4 separate regions of the Homo sapiens genome follow, and regions 1, 2 and 4 are each linked to region 3. A link is a contact called in ENCODE Hi-C or POLR2A ChIA-PET data. All regions are on one chromosome and are shown on one strand. The core of a region is the stretch at or near the end of the contact, and the rest is flanking DNA. Distances in the headings are between cores, read along the strand shown.

Region 1 (3,213 bases), core at 408-2,907, 540 kb after region 3:
AATTTGCTTTGCTTTTGTTGGTTGGTTTAATCTATGTACATTCTCCATTGAGATTCTAGTACCTCAGTGTGGAGAAAATGGATACACCTATCACAAGGAAAGCTGCCAATACATTCCTGGGAAAGACAAGCCCCGTTGCTGAGCTTTCTGCCTGAGACTATCACAAACCTCCAGTGAAACCTAAAATAACTTGAGATTTGTTGTGCCTTTTTTTTTGAGACATGATCTTACTCTGTCACCATGGTCCCACTCTGTCACAGGCACCACTCTGTGGTGAGATCTTGGCTCACTGCAGCCTCAACATCCCGGGCTCAAGTGGTCCTCCCACCTCAGCCTCCCGAGTACCTGCCACTACAGGCATGAACCACTGTGTCCAGCTACTTTTGTTTACTTTTTGTAGAGACAGGGTCTCACTATGATGCCCAAGCTAGTCTCAAATTCCTGGGCTCAAGCAATCCTCCTGCGTCAGCCTCCTGAAGTGTTGAGATTAAGGCATGAGCCACAGCGAATGACTCAAGTTTCTACGCCACTCTGCTAATATTCTCAGTAATATGGATTCCGCATATGTGTCGAATGCTTTGTGATTTTCAGACAGGGGTTTCTCTCTTGTTAATTACTCCTCCTTCTCTCACCCAAGTAGCAAGGTGTCTCCAACACCAGCAATTCCTCCCTAGCGCTGTGGAAGAAAGAATGAAGGGGCCGGGCGCGGTGGCTCACGCCTGTAATCCCAGCACTTTGGGAGGCCGAGGCAGGTGGATCACGAGGTCAGGAGATCGAGACCATCCTGGCGAACATGGTGAAACCCCGTCTCTACTAAAAATACAAAAAAATTAGCCGGGCGTGGTGGCGCGTGCCTGTAGTCCCAGCTACTCGGGAGGCTGAGGCAGGAGAATGGCGTGAACCTGGGAGGCGGAGCTTGCAGCAAGCCGAGATCGCGCCACTGCACTCCAGCCTGGGCGACACAGGGAGACTCCGTCTCAAAAAAAAAAAGAAAGAAAGAAAGAAAGAAAGAATGAAGGATTGCAGTCACGTATGTGAGTGCTTCCTAAGTGCTTGAGGTGTCGCACACATGATCTCATAAGCTCATGTTCCTCGCAGCAACCCTGCCACCTGGGTCCCGCTATTGTCCCCATTTTACAGAGGAGGAGACTGAGGCTCGGAGACGTTAAGTAACTTGCCAAGGTGACAGCGCTGGTTACGTGGAGGAGCCGAGGACCCAGCGAAGTGAGCAGGGCAGACATTCTCCATTTTATTGAGAGTCACAGCGAAGTCGGACGCCCCAGGCCCTAGTGACAATTTGCCTGGGAGTTTTCCAGATCCTCAAGCCTCGGGGACTCTGTCGCGCTGCCCCCAGCAGCTGCTTTCTGTTTGGCCGCAGGCTCCAGAAAACACCCTCAAAGAGACACCCGGATCTTCCATCACCTACGATGCAAATTCTACGGCTGGAAAGCACGAGGGTGGAAAGGAAAAAGTTGCGTTCTTTTTACCCCGCTCTGGATTGCACGGTGGAAACTCCGTCTCCACGGAAACGCACCTCCTGGCAGCGGTCGCCAGGGGCGGGGCTCAGGGCGGCTCCTCCCCGGGGCTGCAACTGTTCCCAGGCTGGGGCGATTGCCGTCACCCCTGAACTTCCCCGTTCCTCTTCTCGGCTGCCTCCTTTTCCGTTGTCCCTTCGCGCCCCAAACCACATCCTGGAGCGCACTCTCCAGCGTGGCTGGCAGCGGGGACGGTGCGCCGGGGCGCAGGCCCAAGAGTCGCGTGCGCGGCCCCTTGCACCATCCCCCCGGGCCCACCCCCGGGCCGCGCTGATTGGGCAGGTAGGGACTCTGCCCAGCGGAAAGTTTTGGGTGCCGGGAGGAAGTCTAACCTTTGGGAGACTCCAAGACAGCAGCTCCGAGGTCGGCGGGGGTCTGGGTGGCCATGGAGGAGCCCCCTGTGCGAGAAGAGGAAGAGGAGGAGGGAGAGGAGGACGAGGAGAGGGACGAGGTTGGGCCCGAGGGGGCGCTGGGCAAGAGCCCCTTCCAGCTGACCGCCGAGGACGTGTATGACATCTCCTACCTGTTGGGCCGCGAGCTTATGGCCCTGGGCAGCGACCCCCGGGTGACGCAGCTGCAGTTCAAAGTCGTCCGCGTCCTGGAGATGCTGGAGGCGCTGGTGAATGAGGGCAGCCTGGCGCTGGAGGAGCTGAAGATGGAGAGGGACCACCTCAGGAAGGAGGTGGAGGGGCTGCGGAGACAGAGCCCTCCGGCCAGCGGGGAGGTGAGTGTGGGAGCGAGGGTTCCGGGCCCACGGCGCCTGCGGGGCGTAGGAGGGCACCTACTGGCAGGGAGACGCCTTCCTTTTCTTTTCTCTTCTCTTTTCTCTTTTTTCTTTTTTTAAGAGATGGGATCTCGCTGTGTTGCCCAGGCTGGTCTCAAACTCCTGGCTCCAAGTGATCCCCCAGCCTCAGCCTCCTAGAGTGCTGGGTTTACAGGTGTGAGCCACCCTGCCTGGCCAGAATCTGTATTTCTAACGAGTTCGCAGTTAATGCTGATGCTATTGGCCCAGGGTCCACAGTTTGAGAACCTTTGACCTAGAGCAAGAAACACTTTTTTTTTCTTTTGACACAGGGTCCTGCTCTATCTCCCAGGCTAGAGTGCAGTGGTGCAAACACGGCTCACTACAGCCTTGGCCTCCTAGGCTCAAGCAATTCTCCTGCCTTGCCCTTCCAAGTAGCTGGGAGTACAGGCATGTGCCACCATGCCTGGCTAACTTTTTTGATGTTTTGTAGAGATGGGGGTCTCACCGTTACCCAGGCTGGTCTCAAACTCCTAAGCTCAAGGAATCCTCCCACCTTGGCCTCCCAAAGTGCTGGGCTTGTGGATGTGAGCCACCACACTTGGACAAGAAACACATTTTACCTAAAGAGAAATTAGTGCATATGACCACAAAAAGACATAGACAAGAAGATTCAGAGCAGCTTTAGTCTCAGCTGCCAAACTGGAAACACTCTAAATGCAACCCAATTGAGTTTTGAAATTGTGATATATGGAATACTATGCAACAGAGAAAAAGAACGGGGTGCTGATACACACAGCAGTGTGAATGAATCTCACAGATGTAACATTGAGAGAAAGAAGCCAGGCACTAAAGAGAAACTACTGTAGATTTTTTTTTTTTTTGAGTCAGAATCTTGCTCTGTTGCTCAGACTGTAGTGCAGTGGCGTGACCTCG
Region 2 (3,215 bases), core at 106-2,605, 570 kb before region 3:
GCGACAGAGCGAGACTCCATCTCAAAAAAAATAAAAATAAATAAAATATTATAAAAAGACAATGTTAACGGTATGCTAGCATCACTACTCTTGTGCTTTGGGGCCATTGTTCAGTCAGATAAGGGCTACTTGAATACAGGCACTGCTCTACCATCACAGTTGATCTGATTCCCGGGATGGACACTCACAGGCAGGACCGTCTGCAGAGTGGGTCCTCCCGGGCAGAGGGAGGGGTCATGTCCTGGGCTGGACAGGACGCGACGGTGCAAGATCTCATCATGCTACTTAGAACAGCGTGCAATTTAAAACTTAGGAATTGGCTGGGCGCGGTGGCTCATGCCTGTAACCCCAGCACTTTGAAAGGCCAAGGTGGGTGGATCTCGAGGCCAGGAGTTTGAGACCAGCCTGGCCAACATGGTGAAACCCTGACTATACTAAAAATACAAAAATTAGCTGAGCGTGATGGCAGACGCCTGTAATCCCAGATACTCAGGAGGCTGAGGCAGGATAATCACTTGAACCCAGGAGGTGGAGGCGGAGGCTGCAGTGAGCTGAGGTCACACCACTGCACTCCAGCCTGTATAACAGAGTGAGAAAAACAAAACAAAACAAAAACCCAAAACCCAAAAACTTACGAATTGTTTATTTGTGGAATTTTCCGTTTGTTTTCAGACCACCATACTGAAACTGTGGAAAGCTGCCGTGGCTAAGCAGGAACTGCTGTACATATTTATTAAGCCCTTACTGTATGCTGGGCATTCACTCTTACTGTAGGCAGGCATTCGCTCACTGAGCCTCTGAGTCAGCCCTGTGAGCTGAGTTTCTATTTTACGGCGAGGAAACAGGCAGGCTCGGAAGGGTTAAGCCACGTGCCCAGGGTCACAGAGCTAGAAAGCAGTGCAGCTAGGTTTTGAACCCGGGTCTCAGACCCTATCCTGAGATCACGAGACCTGTGCTCTGTGGCCTTGCTGCAGGCTGAGCCCTGCAGGGAGCAGAAACAGCCTGTGCCTGGGATGGGTCTCTCCTGCCTGTCTATGCTTCACCTATGCATACCCCTGAACTGCTGCCCCAGGTAATGTGTGGCTTTGCATGTGTCCTGGGTGACACGGAGACTCTGAGGTGGGGCCAGTTCACAGCTCTGCCTGTGTGCATGGAACTTTGCTCATCTGCCGGGCCCAGAGAGGGTCCCCAGGCTGAAAGGCTGTTCCACGCCACTCGTCCCCCACCCCCACCCTCACCCTGACCACAGAAGCAAGAACTTCCCAGCACGGGGCGGCGCAGGGAAGCAGCGTGGCTCACTCTGTGGAGTATGTGGGGCCACTGGGCTGTTTCAGTTTCTGCTGCGTTTCTTGCTCTGACTCAGGGCCCTGACCCCAGCCGGGCCACTTGGGCTTCTGAACGCCTGCTGGGCTGAGCTGAGCTCACCGGTACATGAGAAAGATCCCGGGCTGAGCTGCCCTTGCCTGGCGTCTTTGGGCCTTGGTTTTCCCATCTGTGTGGTGGGGGCTTCGAGGGTCCCCGTGTGTCGGTGGGTTGGTGTGGAGGGATTGGGTGTGGACACCAGGGGCTGAAAGCTGATGGGGACCCATGGGGAAACCTGTGCCTCGGACCCCTCCAGACCAGAGGCTCCTGCAGAGCCCTGCCCATGGAAGATCTGGGTCAGGGGCTGCCTTGTCTCTGGGTGCTTCTGTTGTCACTGGCCTCTGGCCCCAGCCTGGTGGTCACCAAAGCCTATGTTTCCCCTGGGCCTGCTGCGGAGGTGGGAGGCAGGGAAGGTGGGCTCTTATCCAGTCCTCTCATCGTGGCCCTCCGAGACTCTGCTCCCTCCCCCTGGGCCCCGCTTCTGGGTGTTCGAGGTGCTGGGGACATTGGTGTCTCAGTAGGGTTGCAGGCTGGCAAGGGGCCCTGGGGAGGTGGCCTGGTGAACCCCGATGGTGAGCTTCAACTGAGCACTGCTGGGTGCCAGGTTGTAAATTTCTCTTCAGAGTAGCCCCTGGCATCATCCCCGTTTTACAGATGGGCACACTGAGGTTCCGAGAAGCAAGGCACCTTCCTCAGGCTTTAAAAAATGACAGCACTAGGGCTGGAGCGGGAGCCAGCCTGATTTTAGCCACCTAATATAATTGCCTCCGTTTCACCGAGAGGAAACTGCCTCTGCGAAGTTGAGCAGCACACACAGGGGTCGCAGTCTCCTGCCAAGATGAGATGGCTCAGGGATTTGATCTGGGTCTCAGGCCCATTTGGGGCCCACCGGGGACTCTGTATGTCAGCCCCACTTGTGCCTGGCTGTCCCCTCCTGTGTGTGGGCACCGGCTGAATGGTGGAAGCAGGTCCCTCCTGGGAGCAGGTCACGGGTGCTGGGGCTGCATCCCTGACCTACCCTGGGCCCGGGCGGGTGTGGAGGCAGAGGAGGATGTCCTGGGGGTTTGAGTGGGGGCGGAGCCTGCTTGTGAGGTGGAAGGTGGGGCAACTGAATCAGTGTGGGCCACCCTCCCACCCTGAATATCCCCAGGCCCTCGTGACAAATCTCTTTCACCATCTCTTGACCCAGCAATTAATTGCTTCTGGCGGATGGTGCCCCCGCCCTCCAGGGAGCTTCTAAAGGCCAGACCCTGCTCCTGGGCGGGCAGCCCGGGGCAGAGGCTGGGGAGAGTCTGCAGTGGTTTTTCTGTTCAGCTGCAGATTCAGGGGTCCCCAGGCCAGGCAGCCTCTCTGGGAGAAGCCAGCAGCTGACATTTTGGGGTACTTGCTCTGCCTATCTGTGGGGCTAAACCTGAGTTCATCTACAGCATACTGTGAGGCAGGTGTTGTGATGTTCCTCTTTTACAGACAGGGTCACTGCGGGGCATAGAGAGGTTTCCCGAAGCTTCCATCTCATCCAGCAGTCTCCAGTGCACCCTTTCCATTCATCTCCCTCCCCGCTGGGGCTCCCCGGGCAGGGGGTGCCGGGCAGAGGCGGCGTCGCTGGTGCTGACTGACGCTGAGTGTGGATCCCAGTCCTGGGAACTCTCTGGGAGGGCTTTCTTGCCTCACTGCCTCCATCTGCACAGGGGGAGGATGTGGGGCGGTTGTTAAGAATTAAACGAGTTAATCATCGTAAGGGGCTTAGCATTGTGCGGAGGCAGCGAAACCCTGAGCTTCAGGCACCGAGGGGCTGTCGGTGCCTGTGAGGGTGAGGGGGCTGGACAGACAGGTGGACGGACAGCTGGCCTTTC
Region 3 (3,374 bases), core at 502-3,001:
ATGCCGAATCTCGATAATTAGCGTAGATCTGTGCTCCTATCACCGAAATTTCATCTCATCAGAGAACCACCACCAGCAAAAAAGCTGTTTTAAAGTTAAAACTTAAACTGCTATCAATTTGGGAAATGGCTAAACCATGATATACTGAAACTATGGAACATGGTGCAGCAGTTGTTAAAAAATGACTTGAAGCATTACATGCTAACATTGAAAGTTACGGTGCAACAGTCCTTGTTAAAGCAGTCAAAAATGATGTTAAGTGCACACACGTAAAAGTACTCCAAAAGATCTAGAAGGATAAACACCACACACATAATAGTCGGCATCCCTGAAGACAGAGGTTGATAGTCAAAGACAAAATGCCATCTCTGTGATATGCTGTTTTTACAAAGAAAATGTACTACTCTGCTAATTTAGAATTAATTTTTAAATTTTTAATTAACCTGCGGGTTGAACAAGGTCAATTTCCTGCTCTAAAAAACTATGCGTCTATGAAGGAAATAGGAGCCCTCTCTAAATAAGAAGCCAAAATGCCTAAAAACCGTTCCAGCCTGTGAAAACAATAAACTGTAAATATCAGAAAACGTTCCTTGAAGAAGGCAATAGCTCAGAAATCTTTTTTCGGTATCTGGTCTCCTTTGTTGCAATAAGACAGCCCGTAAGCAATCTAGCAACCAGAACAGTTCAGTTCGGAGCAGGCTCCCGGGGAGATTTAGTTGTTAGAGTTCGGCAAGAAAGGTTTCACAAAGGAGCTGAGTTCTGGGGGAAATGAGAGGTGATGTGGCGGAGAGATGGATCCGGACGGGAAAATGTCTGGGAGGGGGTATACGGAGTTCATGAGAAGCCGGGGACAGTGAGAAAACTGCAGTCGAGTCCTGGAAGGGGTGAGAACGCCTGCGGAGGCGGGAGTCAGAGGGAAGTGGACAGCGCCGGCAGCCGGTTTACCTGGGTGAGAATCCGGCCCTTGTTGTGGTCAAACAATGGAGGCGTCCGGCGGCAGCAGCCTTCTGCGCTGGGTGCGCGAGGGGTTCCTCATCACCTGAGCGGGATGCTCGCCTCCTCTGCCGGACGCAGGGCGCCCTGAAAAACACACAGCACCCCATGCAGCCGGCTCCTCCGCAGCCGCCCGGCTCCCCGGTCCCCTGGCGCGGCCATGACCGCCTCTCCCGGGACCCGCCTGGAAGGGCTCCAAGACGCGGCTCCACGGGCGACGAGGGCGGCAGCGCTCCCCCTTCCCTCGGCTCCAACAACAATGGAGCCTGGCTCGGGAGTCCGGCTCCCGAGGGGCCTCGCCCGGCCTCGCCCTGCCCGCTGCCCAGCCCTCGCTCGCACCGGCCGCCATCTGCGCCCCCCGGCCCCGCTCCCCCGCACTGCGGGCCCGCGGCCGACCGCCCGAGGCCCGAGGGGCGGCTTCTCAGCCCGGGACCCGCCAGGCTGCGCGGAGCCGCTCTGACCTTCCCCGCCATCCCGAGGCCCATCCTCCGGGATGGGTTGTTTTTCTTTTCTTTAAGCCACTCCACCTCCTTCCCACCCCCAGCCCGCTCCCTGGCCCCCGGCCCCCGCCTCCCTCCGGGAAAGAAAGAAAGACTGCAGCCCGGCCGCCGAGAACTCACTCCAAGTGAGGGGAGTCAGCGCCCCAGGCCGCGGGCGCCGCGCACCCACCTCCCTCTCCTCAGGGACACCTCACAGGTGCGCCTCCGAGCCGCGCGCGCGCGCGCTCCGCACACCCAGACGCCTCCGGGGGACAGCGCGCGTGCGCACGCACGAGGCCGGGGAAGCCCCGGGGGAGCGGGGGCCGCACGCATGCGCGGCCACCCGGCCCGCGCCCCCACCGCCCGCCTCCGCCCCCGCCCCCCAGCCCCGGCCCGGTCGGGCCCGGCCATCCCCCACCCCAGCGCCCGGCGCGCGCGCTCCCGCTCGCCTCCCTCGCTCCTCCCCGCGCCCCCCCCTCCCTCGGGCCGCGTTACCCAGGGCAACCGCAGTGCGGCCGCACCTGAGCTGTGCGCCTGCGTCCCGCGGGCCCGACCCTCCCTTCCCCTCGGCCTTCGCCCCTGCCCCGCCACAGCCGGGCGGAAGGGGGCGTAGCCCCGCCTCGCCAAGTGAATATCGGCCCGCCGCCCCCGCCCAGCCCGGCAGACACAGGCCCGCCGCCGCGCCGGCGCCTAGCCCGCCGGGTCAGCGCGGCCAGGCCTCGCCGCCGGCCCCGCTCCCAGGGTGCACCGCGGCTAGCGCTGGGGTGGGAGCGGGCGAGATGCGCCGGGCGGGCGGTGCCCACTGACCTCCCTCGGCGGCCCGGCCCGGGCAGCGCCCGAGCCCAGGCAGCCCCGCCCGCCGCGCCCCGCCCAGCCCATGGGCCACGGGCCCCCACCGCCGCCCGCCGGGAGGACCGAGCCTAAGAGGGCAGCCGCCTGAAGGAACGCGACGGCGGCGCCCGCAGGTGAGGCGGGGCCCGGGGTGTGTCGAGTCCGGCCCCGCTCACCTGGCAGCGCCGGCGGGGGCGGAGGGGCCGGGCAGGGGCGGAGGGGCCGGGCAGGGACGGGAGTTCGTGGCGAAGACTTTAAAAACCCTCCCCGCCGGGAGACGGGGGACGGGGTCCTCCTGCCCCACCTCCGGGGCTTGGGAGCCACGTTAGCTCCCCCAGGGGCAGGGGTGGCCCCGGGCGAAGGCAACTCGGGAGACGGCGGAGTCGGGGAAAGAGGGTCCCTGAGGCTCGGCGACCCCCGCGCCCGCCCCCGCGGGGTCTGCCGGCCCTTTCTGGGGAGGGGGCTCCCCGGCCCGGGCTCCAGTCCAGGGTGCGGACCGGCCGCGGCGCGCGCCCACCCCAGTGCCAAGGGGGAGGAGAGGCCGGTCCCGGGGCGCTCCTGTCTGCCCCGGGGTGGGATCGCAGGGCGAGGGATCCGCATTGCAGGTGCACCAGGAGCGCCCCGGGGCCTAGCCCGGCTTTGTCTGGGATGCTGTGGGGAGGAGGCCGTCTGAATCCACATCGCCTTTTTAAATGCTTGTTACCACCCGGGGAACCTTAGAGACCCTCCCTGACAAGTTGTATCGCCTCCCGTCCTGGTAGCCTTTCCGTAAGTACACTACCTTGCCAGCCCCTTCCTGAAGCTTTGATGCGGCTTTAGTTTACTCTGAGTAACGATTTGCCTGTGATTCGTGAAACGGAGCAGAATGCACAAACGCAGCAGAGCTCCAGGCTTGGCTACTGGGCTGCCGTCTGCTACGGCGAGTGAGTTTCTCTAACTTAGGTTTTCATGCTGACCTGTATTGTTTCATTTCAAGTTTTGGTATTTAGCAGTACGATCTAGTCCACTAAGGAAAATTAGGCTGCCAGAGAGAAAATATAACCGCGCTCTGTAGCTTAGGTTGCAGTAGTC
Region 4 (3,241 bases), core at 140-2,639, 1.0 Mb after region 3:
ACCAGGTGGGGCCTCCCATCCTCCTGAGGCCACTGTACAGATGAAGAAACTGAAGCCCAGAACGCCAGACAGGGCCCAGGCTGGAAGCCAAGTCTAGCCTACACTCCTGAATCTATCTGGGTCAACTGCAAGTTCCAGACTGTTAGCTGAAAGGGACTTCTAGAAGGGGACCCATCCTGTTTCAGGCTGCCCCAACCTGAGCCTAGCTGGGATGAGAACCCCTAGATGTACCTCAACCATCTGGGCCCACACAGGGACAGGAGACAGTCATGGCCAAGTCCTGTGTTCCAGAGGTTGCTGAGGACTCTCCTGGGAAGCTTCCCACCACTGACTCCAGGGGAAGGAGGAGGAGGGAGTGGGGCAGCAGCCCTGGCAGCAGCCTGCGGGGTATATGGTAAGGTGTGAGGAGCCCAGGGGCCTGGAAGCTGTGGCTGGGATCACATCTGCTCCTGCTGTAAAAGCTTGGGCAAGGGATCCCTCTTTAAGCCTCAGCTTCTCAATCCAAAATGAGAGTGGTGCTTGTGCTTATCTCACAGAGCTGTTAAGAACGGCATGACTAGGCAACTTAGCAACTTAGCATTTCCCCTTCTCTCTCCTGGTGCCAAGACTCAGGTGTGGAGGGATGAGTGGGGGGCAGGAAGGAGGAAAGTGAGGGCCTAAGTGACCCTTCAGGGATCAGGGACTGAGGCTAGGCTCAAGCTGTGTCCTCAAGCTGCGGACACAAATCTAACGAGGAGGAGCTGTGCAGGGGCAGGGGACTGGTACCTCTGCTAACAGCTGCTGGAAGTCCTTGGCGCTAACACAGCCTCGGCTGCGCAGGATCTGGGAGCAGAAAGAACACTGAGCATGACTGTATGACCTGAGGAAATCCCTTCACTCTCTAAGCCTCAGTTTCCCCTGCTTAAAATGGGGAGAGGAGCCCCGACCTCAAAGGATCATGGAGAGAATGAACTGCGGAACCCTGTCAAGCTCAGGACAGGGCTCCGGGCTGGTGTTGCTGTGAGGCGGCAAGCTGAGCCCGGCCCTGTCCTAAGCACCCTACATGCTTGTTCATTCCTTCCTCACAATCTCACAGGGAGATACTATTACCCCTTTACGGTGAGAAAACCGAGGCAGAGAGAGGCCGTCATTCTTGTATTTGAAGATACGGTGCGCGGCGTGCGCAAAGCAAACGACCCTGGGGACGAACTTCCCTCCTCCACTACCCCTCTCTGCCCACTGCTCCGTAGGGACGACAGCGGCCACTCACCGGGCCGTAGTCCCGGCGCAGCTGCTGCTCGCCTCGGAAGCGCACGTGCAGCCCATAGCGCGCCACGTACAAGTTATCGGTGCAGAAGCAGGCGCAGCGGCAGAAGTGCCGCGGAGCCCCCACCGTCGCCATAGTGAAGCACCCACAGCCCTACCAGCTTCCGTAGAGAGACTTCGGGCACGCCCCCAACCGCGGGAGGCGCGGAACCAGCGGCCAAGGGGCCGCTCTAAGTTCCCAAGGGCGGAAAAGGACGAAGACGCACCTCGCCAGGAAACGGTCTGCGGAGAAAGATGCTCCTGGGCCGGGTTGGGACCGGCGGCCTCCTCGTTCCGCCTCCCAGTTTTCCCACTACGAGGCAGGGACTAATGGCTCCACTTTACAGACAGCTGAACTGGGTCGTGCCTTCACAGGACGGGGAGAGGAAGGGACTCGGAGCCCCAAGGCCTTTGACTTAAACGCCGACCCACCCCCCGCCGTCTGCCCGGAGCTCGTGGAGAACCAGCCGAGCTGAGGACAGTTTAAAGAGCTCGGAGGTCCGACTAGTTCCCGCTGGTGCTTCAATCATCCAGCCCTGTACGTTTCAGTTTGGATTTAGCATCTACCCCGGGTCCCTGCCTGGCGCTTCCGGTCCCTCCGCCACAGTCTGTTGGATTACCTCAGATTGCCCCAGTGAGTGTCTCCACCAAAACGCTCCGTCTCGCATTACTTCCGGTGGCGTTCCCAATGGACGCGGGAGGGCGGGGTCAGGTGTGGGAGGGCGACGGGGCGTGGTCTCACCGCAGCCAACAAATGACAACTCTTGCAGACCGAGCCTCTTCTCTCCCCGGACCTTTGCTCAGGAATCTACCAGCATTAAACCTTTGAGCTAGGTACTATTATATCACCGTCTTACAGATGAGGAAACTGAGACCCAGAGAGGCACAGGGACCCGCCGCAGGTCACACATCCAGTAAGGGGCAAATATGGCGTTTGAACCCTACAGAGTTCCCCAGTTAACCACCACAGGGCTTCTGGGAGTGGTGGAAGTATGTGGGATTTGGGGTTTTCTCGTGCAGAGCTGCCCGGCCCGAGAAGGTGTTTAACGTTTTACAGTCGTCTTGATTGCCCAGTGATAGTGAGAGGCCCTGCTATCTAGGAAAGGATCCATTTCCCCAGATCAATGTTCATTACCCGCCTAACTGCCCTTTTTCCCCAGGAGGCCCAGGGCAGGTCGGCTCCCCAGCCACCCACCAGGCAGGCCTGGCACATGCAGCACCCCACCCCACCCTCACCCCCTCTCCGTTTGCAGCAGTTTGCAAGATGAGTGTGTTGTACCTATCAGTTTATTTATTTGTTTATTTACTTTTTGAGATAGAGTTTCACCCAGGCTGGAGTGCAGTGGCGCGATCTCCGCTCACTGCAACCTCTGCCTCCCGGATTCAAGCAGTTTTCCTGCCTCAGCCTCCCGAATAGCTGGGATTATCGGCAGGCGCCACCACGCCCAGCTAATTTTTTTGTTTTTTGTTTGTTTGTTTGTTTGTTTTGAGACGGAGTCTTGCTCTGTCGCCCAGGCTGGAGTGCAGTGGCACGATCTCGGCTCACTGTAAGCTCTGCCTCCCGGGTTCACGCCATTCTCCTGGCTCAGCCTCCCGAGTAGCTGGGACTACAGGCGCCCGCCACCACACCCGGCTAATTTTTTATGTTTTTAGTAGAGACGGGGTTTCACCGTGTTAGCCAGGATGGTCTTGATCTCCTGACCTCGTGGTCCCCCTGCCTCGGCCTCCCAAAGTTTTTGTTTTTTTTTTTTTTTTTTTTTTTTTTTTTTTCTTTTTTTGAGACGGAGTCTCGCTCTGTCGCCCAGGCCGGACTGCGGACTGCAGTGGCGCAATCTCGGCTCACTGCAAGCTCCGCTTCCCGGGTTCACGCCATTCTCCTGCCTCAGCCTCCCGAGTAGCTGGGACTACAGGCGCCCGCCACCGCGCCCGGCTAATTTTTTGTATTTTTAGTAGAGAC

The links. Hi-C counts contacts between places; a loop is a spot of excess contacts on that map. ChIA-PET counts read pairs that join two places held with the same protein, here RNA polymerase II (POLR2A). Pooled maps may share reads with other maps.
Region 1: a loop to region 3 is called in a pooled map, with 5 times the contacts of the local background. The contact joins the promoter of RILPL2 here to the promoter of ZNF664-RFLNA in region 3. A Hi-C loop is called at or near these places in 7 of 50 pooled maps. POLR2A ChIA-PET finds 5 or more read pairs at or near these places in 3 of 52 experiments (BJ, CD8-positive, alpha-beta memory T cell and HEK293T).
Region 2: a pooled map shows a loop between it and region 3 (4-fold over the local background). The contact joins the enhancer-like site here to the promoter of ZNF664-RFLNA in region 3. A Hi-C loop is called at or near these places in 1 of 37 single-sample maps with no recorded cell type and 4 of 50 pooled maps. POLR2A ChIA-PET finds 5 or more read pairs at or near these places in 1 of 52 experiments (activated CD4-positive, alpha-beta T cell).
Region 4: a loop to region 3 is called in a map of naive thymus-derived CD4-positive, alpha-beta T cell, with 7 times the contacts of the local background. The contact joins the promoter of OGFOD2 here to the promoter of ZNF664-RFLNA in region 3. A Hi-C loop is called at or near these places in 1 of 168 maps with a recorded cell type or tissue (naive thymus-derived CD4-positive, alpha-beta T cell) and 10 of 50 pooled maps. POLR2A ChIA-PET finds 5 or more read pairs at or near these places in 1 of 52 experiments (A549).

The regions. Positions count from the first base shown.
Region 1 is chr12:123,435,128-123,438,340 of GRCh38, reverse strand. RILPL2 (Rab interacting lysosomal protein like 2) reads left to right here and starts at 1,657. Exons shown (of 4, transcript NM_145058.3): 1 at 1,657-2,259. The coding sequence starts at 1,921. RefSeq lists a silencer at 1,651-1,910 and an enhancer at 1,752-2,681.
Region 2 is chr12:124,543,816-124,547,030 of GRCh38, reverse strand. The region is part of intron 1 of NCOR2 (nuclear receptor corepressor 2); the gene reads left to right. Among named protein-coding and RNA genes, the nearest start is that of NCOR2, 22 kb to the left of the region's middle. RefSeq lists an enhancer at 2,457-2,991. Within about 2 kb of position 1,355, at least 7 of the 41 ENCODE cell types and tissues checked have a DNase peak (open chromatin) inside an H3K27ac peak, as active enhancers do.
Region 3 is chr12:123,971,592-123,974,965 of GRCh38, reverse strand. It overlaps ZNF664-RFLNA (ZNF664-RFLNA readthrough), which reads right to left and starts at 1,751. Exons shown (of 5, transcript NM_001347902.2): 1 at 1,663-1,751; 2 at 946-1,080. CCDC92 (coiled-coil domain containing 92) reads left to right here and starts at 2,135. Exons shown (of 5, transcript NM_025140.3): 1 at 2,135-2,437. It overlaps ZNF664 (zinc finger protein 664), which reads right to left and starts at 1,751. Exons shown (of 5, transcript NM_152437.3): 1 at 1,614-1,751; 2 at 946-1,080. RefSeq lists silencers at 1,183-1,412, 1,523-1,602, 1,673-2,542, 2,573-2,692 and enhancers at 1,913-2,650, 2,651-3,374.
Region 4 is chr12:122,973,392-122,976,632 of GRCh38, reverse strand. It overlaps OGFOD2 (2-oxoglutarate and iron dependent oxygenase domain containing 2), which reads right to left and starts at 1,389. Exons shown (of 7, transcript NM_001304833.2): 1 at 1,250-1,389; 2 at 766-822. The coding sequence starts at 1,381. It also overlaps a transcript of ABCB9 not described here. RefSeq lists an enhancer at 1,485-1,944.